Regions from separate parts of the Homo sapiens genome. Here region 1 is linked to region 2. The links are chromatin loops, found by intact Hi-C in ENCODE. Cell type or tissue: Caco-2. All regions are shown on one strand. Each heading gives the region's core, and the rest is flanking DNA. Links, peaks and the distances in the headings are about the cores only.

Region 1 (6,832 bases), core at 1,202-6,201, 140 kb before region 2:
AAATAGGCTTATTTGATATGTTAAATAAAATGGAAAGCATCATAAAATAAATGGTACTTAACATTCTCTGAGTTATATTTTATGAATATATTATGAATATGTATTTCAAAATTATATGTGACTCCTAATATTCTGATATGTCTTAGTATATGTTATCAGCAATAATTATGTTTATTTATGTTAAATTATTATAGGATACAGAAAGAGCCAAATTTCCTTGTCAATTGCATCTTTAACCATAACCATTTTAAGTCTTATTCACAGTTTATTAATTCTGATGAACTTTCTTAAAGCTCATTACAATCAAGTAAAATCCTAAAATGTTGTGTCCTCAAGGAGGTTCATGGAAAGGTTTGAAAGAATGCTCATAAACACTCTTGAACACAGGTTTCTGATAACTCTAGAATGATATACATTTGGACGGGATAGGAATACTAAAAGCTCTAATGAAGAAGTTGACCAGTTTATAAAATTGCCAACTTAAGTAGCACAAGAACTAATTGAATACCAAGGAAATACTTTAGCAGATTTCCATGCTAGATCAGCCAGTACTGATGTTGTTAAAATATGCAATTTGAATGAGGTTCATGGTTCAAGTCAAATTGCCTACAATAACCCATTTGATAAGCAGTGCTATGCACCTAAATTGAAGAAACGAAATTTGTATTTAAGATAATATGAATTCATTGTCGAGTGTGGACTCATGGAGAGTCTGGAGAGCTGCCTGGTCCTTCTCAAGTAATTAAAACTGCCATCATTGAAAGCTCTACACTCAGCCAGGCATGGTGGCTTTCGCCTGTAATCTCAGCACTTTGGGATGCCGAGGTAGGTGGATCACTCGAGGTCAGGAGTTCGAGTCCAGCCTGGCCAATATAGTGAGACCCCCATCTCTACTAAAAATGCAAAAATTATTCAGGCATGGTGGTGAACACCTGTAATCCCAGCTACTCGGGAAGCTGAGGCAGGAGAATCGCTTGAACCCAGGAGGCAGAGGTTGAAGTGAGCCGAGATTGCATCCAAATTATATTTTTAAAAATATACTGGTGTCATGACTATTCTAAGTTGCCAAAGTGGTTTATTTTGCTTTGTCAAATCCATAATCCTAGGAAGACAAAAAAAACTTCAGGTACATTTTTGCTACTTGATGGGCCATTTGAACATTTACAGATGGCTTCTATTCAATTGTCATTTGTAATGCATGTTTTCTAGTTATATACAAGCTTTCTCATGCAAGAAGGCTAATGCAATAACAATAGCTAAAATAGCTTAACGGTTATCAAGAAATGTGTTTCTCTCATGGAACATTCCTAGAGAAATCTCCAACAATAAAGGTACTTGTTTCACTGGACAAGTTGTAAAACATAAGGTGTTACAGCTATAATAGCATTAGGCAAGTCTAACTGAATGGACTGAATTGTCTTGGTCAAAGGTACTGCAGACTGATAACAATCAGTTCCTCTTCCAATCAAAACATGAGTTGACCATTTATGAAATAGTCACTGTAAGGCCTCTAATAATAGAACCTTATGTATCTTCTGCACCTAAATTCTTATATGACTAAATGCTACAATGCAGGCTTCAATGCATTGTGCCAAAGTGTATTTTCATTAGGTAAAAGGAGCTTTTTATGATCCACTGACTGGGTACAGTCAAACCCTTCATGGTCTAAAACTTAGAGACTGGGCCTTCTGGAAACACCATCAGAGAAAGACTTCCCTTGCCACTCACACTGCAGTAAAATACTGGGACCTTGAACCTTGAGTCTGGCCCATCCAGCCTCTTGAAACCAAACACTTGTTAGAGACCTTAAGGTAAAGCTAACCAGAGAACTTTCTCCCTTGAAGCAGATGGCATCCTAGACATAGAAAGCTTTCCCAAGATCATGGAACAAGACTTCTCTTCCATCGTGAGATTCTTAACCTTTCTTAACTTTTGCCTTGCTTATGCCTCTTGGAACAACACAGTGGGAAAAGGGGCCTATGTGTGTGAAGTATATTTTTATTTGTGTTAGATTTCACAGACAACCTTATACATGAGCAACCTTATCTCTTGATGGATGCAAGATGAAGGGCCAGTGTAGGCTAGGAATTTTAATGACACCTTTGTTACTCCATAATCAGTCAGAAACAGAACATCAGTCCACTTCTTTTAACGTACATCCTAGGTTAAATAAAACATTGCCAAGAGGCCTTCACCTTTCTAGATGGGCATCATTTGTTAGTTCCCTTTTTCTATGGCTTGGAGTAAATGAGGTAATGATTAGAAATGTATCCCTTACAGTAGTCTGTACAGCAGATTTTACTGCAAAACCTGTGGCTGTGCAGCAGACTTCTTTAAATTCTCTTGCTAAAGTTGTGCTAGATAATAAAATTGCTCTAGATTACCTACAGGCTGAACAGGGAGAAATCTGTGCAGTGGCTTACACTTCTTATTGTACATGAATAAATACACTGGGTTTTGTAGAGATTCAGTTACAAGAGATTAATGAACAGGCTGCTTAATTAAAACATGTAGACTTTTCATCTGGCTTATTCTTTGATCTATTTAACTTTAGTTGATTAATAGGAACTAATAGGAACCTTGGCTAAGGAGCATACTCCAAATTCTTGGTATGCTCCTGCCAGTCACTATAGTAGTCATTATCATTATCATTCTGACAGTCACAATAGTATTCTCCCTGGTATGCTATATTCTCTCCAAAGTTTTAAATGTTTGCAGACAGCCATGTGTAGAATGTCAGATGGTATCTTTGACTGGAATGACAAAATCTCAAAGAAATGCCTGATCGTGAAGACACTATAACCTATCAATAATGTGCTAAGACAGAAAACCCAAAATAATGGTAATAGGAAGTAGCACCAAAGCCCTAAGTTTTGGTCACACTCTCATCTAGGTGAGAACCTGACCAAAAGAAGAGAATTGTTAAACAAAATTATGGAAGACCATTGTTCTGGACTGAACTCTTGCATTAGACCCCAACAGAACAGACCAAATCAAAACAAAATCACTCATGCTAATACAACATAATCACAGTGAAACTTTAAGGAAGAAGATAGATTCCAAAACAGTACAGTTTTTTTTTCTTCTGAAAACAGGAGATCCCAGCATAATAAAGAGGTCCCCTCTGCTCTAACCCTTACAAAAAATTAACCTAAAGTAAACAATCAGGTTATTTTTCTCTCATTCTGTTTCCATATTCCCACCTTACAAAATCCACTGTACTGCTATTTCCCAGTGGAATTTGAGACCAAATAAGTCCATTTACAATGGTGTGAGAGTGACGTCAATGCCTAAGGTTTCAGTCAACCTCTCAATCTTAAGAGGTTGACCCAAAGGGAGGAATTGTTTACATAAAGCTACCTCCTTACATATCTTAAGTTTGGCCTAGAACTTTATAAACAGACTATAACCTACTCCTGTACCAATTAGAATTTCAGATGCCTGCCAATCACAGGCAGCCAACTGTTCAAACCATGTTCAAATAAGGGAAACTCCCAGCTGTAACTAATTCAGCTGTTTCTGTGACTCATTATTGTCTTCTGTACATCACTTTTCTTGTTCTGTCCATAAATGTTATCCAACAATGTGGCAGCTCCAGAGTCGCTCTGAACCTATTTTGGTTCTCAGGGAGGCCCAATTCTCAAATCATTCTTTGCTCAATCAAACTCTGTTAAATTTAATTTGCCTAAAGTCTTTTAAATAATATCCAGCCAGGTGGGGTGGCTCACGCCTGTAATCCCAGAACTTTGGGAGGCTGAGGTGGGTGGATCACTTGAGGCCAGGAGTTCAAGACCAGCCTGGGCAACATGGCAAAACTCCATCTCTACAAAAAATACAAAAAATTAGCCAGATTTGATGGCTAATTTGGTGTCTGTAGTCCCAGCTACTTGGGAGGCTGAGGCATAAGAATCGCTTAAACCCAGGAGGTGGAGGTTACAGTGAGCCAAGATCGCACCACTGCACTCCAGCCTGGGCAACAGAGTGAGACTCTGTCTCAACAACAAAAAAATAAAGTCTTTAAAATAATACCTATAAAAATATTAACATTTTAAAAGCATTGCCATATCCAGACAATATTTTATATTTCATCTAATACCCACAACATACAGGGAATATTTATTATCACCTACATTTTTTCCAAAGCAGAAATAACCCACAGGGGTTAGGTAATTTGTTCAAGGTCATATCTGAGGAAGAATAGGAATTCAAATCTAAGTATTTTATTTGAGGTGCTTCCTACATCACCATAGCTTGATAATTGACTTAAATGGAATTCTGTTTTTATTATATAGTGTGATCTGTGTAACTCATAAAACTTGTTCAACTTCTTCAATTATATATTCTTTTTCAATTGTATTTTTATAACTCTTTTCTGTATAAAAGCAAAACCCATCTTAATTCACATCACCACCAGTTTAACCTTCATTAGTCCCAAGAGTGAAGTTGTAACCTACTATGGATAAGGCAAAATCAAAGACATAAAAATAAACAAAACATAAAACATGATTCACAAAGAATATTACAATCTAGTAGAGGCAATAAAGTGTTGCTGTGGCAGTTAAGGGCCTCCATGTTGTAAAGAAAGAGATATGCTCAGGTTAGCCTAGTTCAAGGAGAGCAAACTCAAATAGCAGACAGATTACAAAAAAACACAATGGGCTGGAGGGCGAACGCAGTAGTTGATAGCCCTTCCCAGGAAGGAGCCAACACAGGAGTCCAGACAATTGTTGCCATATTAAAACGTGGCCCTCGTGTTGCCAGTTTTACAAATTTTCAAAACATGCCAGAAATCTGGATTTTTATTTGAAATTTCATGATTGTTAAATACTGCCAATTGATTTAAAATGTAAGGTAAGAAGTAAAGAAATAAACTTTCTCAACTACCACACAACTAGGTCTCAAAACTACCGGAATGCTGTTCAGAATATGCAGCAGCTCTAGAGATATGAGGCACAACTGTATCAGCAGTGACCACCTGTCTTTTCCCCAACAGTGGTATCTAGTGTGGTACTAAAGGGTGATGGTAAAAATATTTAGCCATTAGTACATCTAATAAAAATAACCAACACTTATATTGTGCCTATTATGTGCTAGATCTCTTCTAAATGCTTTGTCTTAATTTATTTAGTCTGAAAAATATCCCATGTGATAAATACATTACCATCCTATTTCAGAGATGAGAAAAATTGAGTCAAAGAAAGACTAATCAACTAACCCAAGCTCACAAGTCTCATAAGTGACAAAGCTCAGATTTGAACCCAGCCAGTTGGCTCCAGAGCACCAAGTACTTGGCACACTCTTAATGAACACTGTCACCAGGATATCCTCCCAACCATTGCTGGGGTGCTAGGAAGCTGTAGCAAGGTCCTGGAGGGCCTGTAGGGCCAGGTACTAGTTCTTTAACTCTTTAATTGATGGGCTGTGGACAGGTCCAAGAGCCCCAGGGAAATACTAGGACAGGTAGAAAAGTTTGGGTAGAGTGGACCATTAAGAGGCTCTTGTTAGCCACTGTTTACCAATCAGTTTAGAAATATTTGACCATTTATCAAGTACTCAGTGGTGCAGCTCTCCCTGGTGGCACCATTATGTTGGAAAAGCAATGCCTGATGCATGGTAAGTACTAAACAGAGGTCAGCCACAAATATTGCCTGGGCACTATGCATTACTGAGGATTTCTGGTGGAAAGATAACTCATTCTAGATTACCTCACAGGCCCTGGCCAGCCTAGAGGTGACTTTCATTGGGTCAGGCACTATTCCCTTATCTAAGAAGCTCCAGATTCTAAACACAATAAAATAGGGGAACCTCTCAGAATCATGAAGGCATATCAAGCAGTCCGAGGATTCTTAGAGTGGGGCAGTGTGATCCAAATAGCCTGGCTTGGACTCTACAGTAATGCTGTTACTACACAGGCAGAGTATTTCAGTCTTCAGATAGGCTAACCTTAAACAGAAGAGGGCGCATTTCAGCTGAAGATAGGGAGTGAGGTAAACCAGGCTGGAAGAATCATGAGCGTAAGTACAGATATGCAGTTTCATTTTGATTGCATGGCATAAATATATACATTTAATTCATGCTTAATTTGGACAATCCCAAATTTCTGCTACAACAGGTTGATTTTCATTCTTTTGATATTTTCACCAGAGCAGCTTTTCACAATTCAAAAATGTTTCCACTATCGTTTCGTCAGATGGCTTTTTGTCTCATACATGGGAATGGCCATAAAAAATGTTTCCTCTTACATTCAAGTTCATTACAAGACATTTTCATAATTCATGTTTTTCTCACCATGGTGATTCTTTTGAAATGGTGTTTATATGGTTTAATATAAGTTTATCATTTTGCATTTCAACTCAGTGACTTGATCAAATTAACTAAAAAACGCTTAACCTAAAGGAATACTGCCAAGCATTAAATGTAGACCCTAATTTGACCTAATAAATTTCTTTCCAATATAATAATGAGTTATTTAGGTTCTAAATATCAATGATTTTATTGATTTAGTTTTAATTTTCTCTAACAGTTACCTTTTTAATGTCAATACAAAAAAAAAAAACTTTTTTTGACCCCTATATAATAGTTATAGTCCGAGGTGTAGGCATTAATGCATTTACCAAACATCTGATTTTGTTAATGAGAGAGGTGCATGAAAACGCAAACAAGCAAATCAAAATTTCATCAAGTTTTAACCTCTGTTAGAAATAGTGGAAAAAGGGATCGATAATTATCAAACTTAAAAGAATATGTCAAAGAGGAAAGAATGTGCCTTCAGTTACCTTTAAGTGTGTTCTTCAAAGAAAAAAGAAAGAAAATGTGCTTAAAATATTTACAG
Region 2 (6,832 bases), core at 1,000-5,999:
GACTTGGGACCAACACAAATGTCCAACAATGATAGACTGGATTAAGAAAATGTGGCACATATACACCATGGAATACTATGCAGCCATCAAAAATGATGAGTTCATATCCTTTGTAGGGACATGGATGAAATTGGAAATCATCATTCTCAGTAAACTATCGCAAGAACAAAAAACCAAACACCGCATATTCTCACTCATAGGTGGGAATTGAACAATGAGAACACATGGACACAGGAAGGGGAACATCACACTCTGGGGACTGTTGTGGGGTGGGGGCAGTGGGGAGGGATAGCATTAGGAGATATACCTATAGCTAAATGACGAGTTAATGGGTGCAGCACACCAGCATGGCACGTGTATACATATGTTAACTAACCTGCATATTGTGCACATGTACCCTAAAACTTAAAGTATAATAATAATACAATTAAAAATAATAATAATTAAAAAAACACAAAAATTAGCCAGGCGTGGTGGCGTGAGCCCATAATCCCAGCTACCGGGAGGTGGAGGTTGCAGTGATCCCAGATCGTGCCACTGCACTCCGGCCTGGGCGACAGAGTGTGATTCTGTCTCATTAAAAAAAAAAAAATTTTTTTAAATTTCATGCCTGTAAAATAAAGTCTGAAGTATGGGACAGGAGGTCATTTTACATTCTTGTTCCAAACAGTCTTTCCAGGCACATCTCCTGCCACTGCCTTCCAACCACTCTTGTCCTCCACCTCTTCTCAATTCTAATTCCCCCCATCTATTTTCTTTCCCAGACTAAATATGCATGTTCACTTCTCTAGTTCTTTGGAATTCCCTCTGGTAGAAAAGCTCTCCCTTTAAGTCCCACCCCACTGCATCATTTGTCAAAGCTCTACTCTTCTTTAAGGTCCAATTCAGATATCGAACCTTCTCTCTATATACACATACTCCAATGTGGTCAGAATTTATTATCCATTCTTTTATGTTTCTATAGCCCTTCATTTATACATCTCTTCTAGCTTTGAAATCTCTGCCTTTTTGTTCATTGTGCTTATTTTTCATTTATTCAACATTCATTCAAAAAATATTTATTGTCTACTATATTCCAGGTGCTGGTATCTGTTTTAAAAAGACAAACATAGGTTCCTCCACCACTAAAACAGTCTTCTAAGTCCTCATGGAGTTCAGATTCTACTTGTAAGTTCTGAGTTTTTTGTATGTCAGTATTGATAGGGACAGCAGACAGCCAAGGGACCCTGGGGAAACCCTGGCTGCCTTCAAGCCTAAAACCAGACTGCTGGTCCCGGATGAAGGCTGCCCTTTCCTGACTGATTCTCCCTGCATAATGCCCACCTACGCCCTGGGAGGACGGGGTGGAGCCTCGCGAAGTTCAGGCCGTTTGTAGGTGGAGGAGCCTGGCCTCCTCAGTTCCTGTGTGGTGACTTGGCATTCAATCTGTGAGGCAGGAAACCTGCTATCAGGACTCTTTCTCACTTTGCTGAGAATTCCTCTTTCCTTTTTTTCTCTTCACCGAATAAACCCTATAATGTGTCTGTCTGCCTAAATTTTCCTGATCGTGTATTGAGAACCCGGTTTTTCTACAATAGTATCACCTTCCCCAGTACCAAACAATTTCCTTCCTGTATAGAGCAGGCACTCTACAGCTATGACTGCCTGTTTCTCCTTTCCCTAGATATCCATTTGTCTAAAATTAACAAGGTGTAGGCACCAGAGGCGACAGAGGGCTCAGGTGTGGTGGGTTGGGTGGGGGCCCGCTGAACTGACCAGCGGCATTTCAGCTCATTTACCCCCACCCATCAAAACCCTGGAGCCAGGTCCGTTCAGCCGACCGTCACCATGACCAACGCAGATAGCGAGGGCGGAAACCTCCGCCACCAGCTGGACAGCAACAAACAGGACCTGAGCCTCAGCAACCTGGATGAAGACCCGGTCAAGGAGCTGGCTGCCCTTCCAAAGACTACCACACTGGATCTGTCTTGTAATAAATGACTATTGTGCCGGGCACGGTGGCTCACGCCTGTAATCCCAACACTTTGAGAGGCCGAGGAGGACGGATCACCTGAGGTCAGAAGTTCAAGACCAGCCTGACCAACACGGAGAAACCCTGTCTCTACTAAAATACAAAAAAAATTTGCCAGGCGTGGTGGTGCATGCCTGTAATTCCAGCTACTCGGGAGGCTGAGGCAGGAGAATCGCTCTAACCTGGGAGGCCGAGGTTGCAGTGAGCCGAGATTGCGCATTGCACTCCAGCCTGGGCAACAAGAGTGAAACTCCATCTCAAAAAAATAAATAATGACTATTCTCCCGTCGGATTTCTGTGGCCTCACACACCTGGCGAAGCTAGACCTTAGAAAGAACAAGCCGCAGCACCCACCAGCAGACTTGGGCCGTTTGGTCAACCTCCAGCACCTGGCTCTCCTCAACAACAGGCTGGTCACCTTGTCGTCAGCTTTGCTCAGCTGAAGAACCTGAAGTGGCTGGACCTGAAGAATAACCTCTGGATCCCGGCCTGGCCAAGGTGGCAGGTGATTGCTTGGGTGAGAAGCCATGGAAACAGCATGCAAACAAGGCATCACAACACATGAAGGCTGTACAGACAGACCACAAGTGGGAGAGGCAGCAGGGTTGGAAGTAGAACGAGAGGCAGAGAAGTATGAGGCAAAGCAGCGAGCTAAGGAAGCTCAGGAGAGGAAATGCGGAAGCGGGAGAAGGCAGAGGAGAAAGAGTGCCAGAGAAAGGAGTATGATGCCCTCAAAGCAGCCAAGCGGGAGCAGATCATACCTACCAAGGAAACAAATTAGGCCCCCAAATCTAAGTCCGAATCCTGCCCCTGCAAGCCACTCCCCCGGAAGCACACTCGTTTCTGGGCTGTGCTGAAACTGCTGCTGCTGCTGCTTTGTGCAGCGGGGGCGCTGGTTGCTTGTCAGGTGACACAGCTACAGCAGCTGCCCCTTTGTGTCCGGAATAATGGGTTCTTGGTCTTGCTGACTTCCAGAATGAAGCTGCGGACCCTCGCGGTGAGTGTTACAGTTCTTAAAGATGGTGTGTCCAGAGTTTGTGCTTTCAGATGTTCAGATGCGTCCGGAGTTTCTTCCTTCTGGTGGGTTTGTGGTCTCACTGACTTAAGAAGTGAGGCGCAGACCTTTGCTGTGAGTGTTACAGCTCTTAAAGACAGCGCATCTGGAGTTGTTTGTTCCTCATGTCCGGAGTTGTTGGTCCCTCCCAATGCGTTTGTTCGTCCCTCCCAATGCGTTTGTTCGTAGTCTCACTGGCTTCAGGAGTGAAGATGCAGACCTTCACGGTGAGTGTTATAGCTCATAAAGGCGGCGTAGACCCAAAGAGTGAGCAGCAGTAAGATTTATTGCAAACAGAGAAAGAACAAAGCTTCCACAGCACAAAAGGGGACCTGACCGGGTTGCTGCTGCTAGCTCGGGCAGCCTGCTTTTATTCCCTTATCTGGCCCCACCCACATCCTGATGATTCGTCCATTTTACAGAGAGCTGATTGGTCCGTTTTGACAGGGTCCTGATTGGTGCATTTACAATCCCTGACCTAGACACAGAGTGCTGATTGGTATACTTACAATCCTCTAGCTAGACATAAAAGTTCTCCAAGTCCCCACTAGATTAGCTAGACACAGAGCACTGATTGGTGTGTTTACAAACCTTGAGCTAGACACAGAGTGCTGACTGGTACGTTTACAAACCTTGAGCTAGACACAGAGTGCTGATTGCTGCATTTACAAACCTTGAGCTAGACACAGAGTGCTGATTGCTGCATTTACAATCCTTTAGCTAGCCATAAAAGTTCTCCAAGTCCCCACCAGATTAGCTAGATACAGAGTGCTGATTGGTGCATCCACAAACCCCGAGCTAGACACAGAGTGCTGATTGGTGCATATACAATCCTCCAGCTAGACATAAAAGTTCTCCAAATCCCCACCCAACTCAGGAGCCCAGCTGGCTTCGCCTAGTGGATCCCACGCCAGGACCACGGGTGGAGCTGCCCACCAGTCACCCACCCACACTCCTCAACCCTTGGCGATGGGACCAGGCACTGTGGAGCAGGCGGCGGTGCCCGTCAGGGAGGCTCGGACCATGTGGGAGCCCACCGCGTGGGGGCTCAGGCATGGCAGGCTGCAGGTCCTGAGCCCTGCCCCATGGGGAGGTGGCTGAGGCCTGGTAAGAATTCAAGCCGGGTGCGGACAAGCCAGCAGTGCTGGGGGACCCGGTGCCCCCTCCACAGCTACTGGCCCGGATGCTAAGCCCCTCATTGCCCAGCGCCAGTGGCGCTGGCAGGCTGCTCTGAGTGCGGGGCCTGCCGAGCCCGCGCCCACCTGGAACTGGTGCTGGCCCGCGAGCACGCAGCCCTGGTTGCCACCCGCGCCTCTCCTTCCACACCTCCCTGCACGCAAAGGGAGCCAGCTCCAGCTTCTGCCAGCCCAGAGAGGGGTTCCCACAGTGCAGCGGTGGGCTGAAGGGCTCCTCAAGTGCGGCCAGAGCAGATGCCAAGGCCGAGGAGGCACCAAGAGCAAGTGAGGGCTGCTAGCACATTGTCACCTCTCACCTTTGCACCAGCGTGAACACCATCTGTGACAATGTGGTCCAGGGTCTGCACCACCATGAGATCCTCCAGACCGACTCTCAGCAGTGAGCTTGTCCCCAGCACCTGCTGCCTCCCAGCCTTGGAGCTTGGATTCCTATGGAATTGGGCTCTGCTGGACACAAACTCTTTTTAGCATCAGACCTACCTGCCATCATCAAATGGCTGCTGATTGGTACTTGAGACCTCCTCTTTGTAGGACTTCTTCATTCCTTAGTCAGGGTTTCCTGGTGGAATGAGGAGAAATGGGAGGTGGTGGGGGACAGTTACCTGCATGCCTAAAGGAATAGGCTTGGGGGTGGGGAGAAAGAAAACATAGCCATTTCTAGTTGTTACACAAAGCTGTGTAAAGGCTCATTTCTACTAAATGGTCAGCTGTCACCAAAAAAAAAAAAAAGTGTCATGAGACCTTTATGAAACATGCCAATAGGGTATGGGAATTATCTAACTATTTTGAAGGAATCTAAGTAATTAAACAAAAAATGCCACTGTCCTAACTAATAGCAGTTAACCAACTCATAATAGGAGTCACCCAGAGAATTTTTTATCATCTAGAAGTAATGGCTTGTTTCATTACTGGATGATGATGCCTCTCGAGTCTTTATTATGCACCAGGCACTGTCTGAGAGCTTTCAGTATTCACTCATTTAATCTTCTCAACAACTCTAAGTAGTATGTTATCTCTTTTTCAAAAAAAAAATAGATATGGAAACAGAAAGATGAGTTAAATTCTTTGCCCAAGATAACAAAACTGGCAAGGGATGGAGCTGGCATTTGAACTCAGGGAGGCTAGCTTCAAATTCTGTGTTCTCCACTACACATTAATGATGTAGACAGTGAAAATCTTTCCCAATGTGTGATAGACTAAAATCATTGATAGATGATTACTAATGCAAGAAGACTGTTACACAAGTGGTTGTAATTTCTGTTGGGCTCTTTATATGTAAGGAATAGAGATGTATTCTGTTTATTCAAAGTAGTGTAACATGAGGAAGGATAGCAATATAAGTTAACACATACACGGAACTCAGGGAAAGCAGGAATCACTTAGAATCTGCCTCATAGAGCCAGAAACTAGAAGGCCATTCAGATTTTTAAACTTCCCTAGGGACCTGAGAAGCAGGACTTTATGAATTTTTCTTACTCTAACATTCCACCGTTAACATATCTGCTCCTGTCTGACCCCTTCTTTTACTGTTATCAACTGGTTTTCTTTTCATTCTTCTCAGTTAAATCCCTGAGAAGAATCTGGTTGAATCAGCACAAAAATACTTAGATGGAGCCTTTTTTCCCAGGCCCACTCCTGAAGAACTAGCATGCCATGGCTGACTGTGCTTGAGTCCAATTCCCTCTGTAGCCAACCAACGAAAGGCTGGAAGGAGGGAAAGGACAAGGTCACTTTGTCCAAAACAGTTGAGCTGATGCAAGGTCTGGGCATGGGTAGCTTCCATGGAAAAGTGCCATTTGCAGGGCAGACACTCTTGTATAAGAATCTCATAGCCTGGCGCGGTGGCTTTTGCCTGAATCCCAGCACTTTGGAAGGCCGAGGTGGGCGGATCACCTGAGGTCAGGAGTTCGAGACCAGCCTGACCAACGTGGTGAAACTCCATCTCTACAAAAAATGCAAAAATTAGCTGGGTGTGGTGGCAGGTGCCTGTAATCCCAGCTACTCAGGAGGCTGAGGCAGGAGAATCACTTGAAGCTGGGAGGTAGAGGTTGCAATGAGCAGAGATCGCGTCATTGCACTCCATCCAGGGTGACAGAGGGAGACTCCGTCTCAAAAAAATAAAAATAATCTCATGCTGGTCAGGCACGGTGGCTCACGCCTGTAATCTCAGCACTTTGGGAGGCCAAGGCGGGCAGATCACTTGAGGTCAGGAGCTCGCGACCAGCCTGGCCAACATGGTGAAACCCCATCTCTAATGAAAATACAAAAAAATAGCCAGTGTGGTGGCAGGCGCTTGTAGTCCCAGCTACTTGGGAGGCTGAGGCACAAGAATCGCTTGAACCTGGAAGGTGGAGGTTGCAGTGAGCAGAGATCCTGCCACTGCACTCCAGCCTGGGTGACAGAACAAGACCCTGTCTCAAAAAAAATAATAAAAATAAAAAAGAAGAATCTCATGCCTTGTATAAGAATTAAGAATGTGTGGTCATTACCTTCAATATCAGCATAGATTTAGAGACTTTTGTTTATAATAAAATACTTAATATGTTTGGAAGCTTTATAAACTCTCATCTG

The links. Hi-C counts contacts between places; a loop is a spot of excess contacts. Peaks named below come from ENCODE experiments on the same cell type or tissue, not always from the same donor. Only the 100,000 strongest peaks of a DNase experiment are listed, where the experiment ranks them.
Region 1: a loop joins it to region 2, with 3 times the contacts of the local background. A loop is called at or near these places in 1 of 110 quality-filtered maps.

Annotation. Positions count from the first base shown.
Region 1 is chr6:63,302,071-63,308,902 of GRCh38, forward strand. The region is part of intron 1 of LGSN (lengsin, lens protein with glutamine synthetase domain); the gene reads right to left. Among named protein-coding and RNA genes, the nearest start is that of LGSN, 14 kb to the right of the region's middle. In Caco-2, for the core only: no CTCF peak of the experiment used is centred there; a DNase peak (open chromatin) is centred at 3,427.
Region 2 is chr6:63,438,939-63,445,770 of GRCh38, forward strand. It overlaps a transcript of LGSN not described here and the pseudogene LOC642554. Among named protein-coding and RNA genes, the nearest start is that of LGSN, 120 kb to the left of the region's middle. In Caco-2, for the core only: a CTCF peak has its summit at 2,948; DNase peaks (open chromatin) are centred at 1,343, 1,863, 2,903, 3,453 and 1 weaker place; H3K4me3 peaks cover 2,813 bases.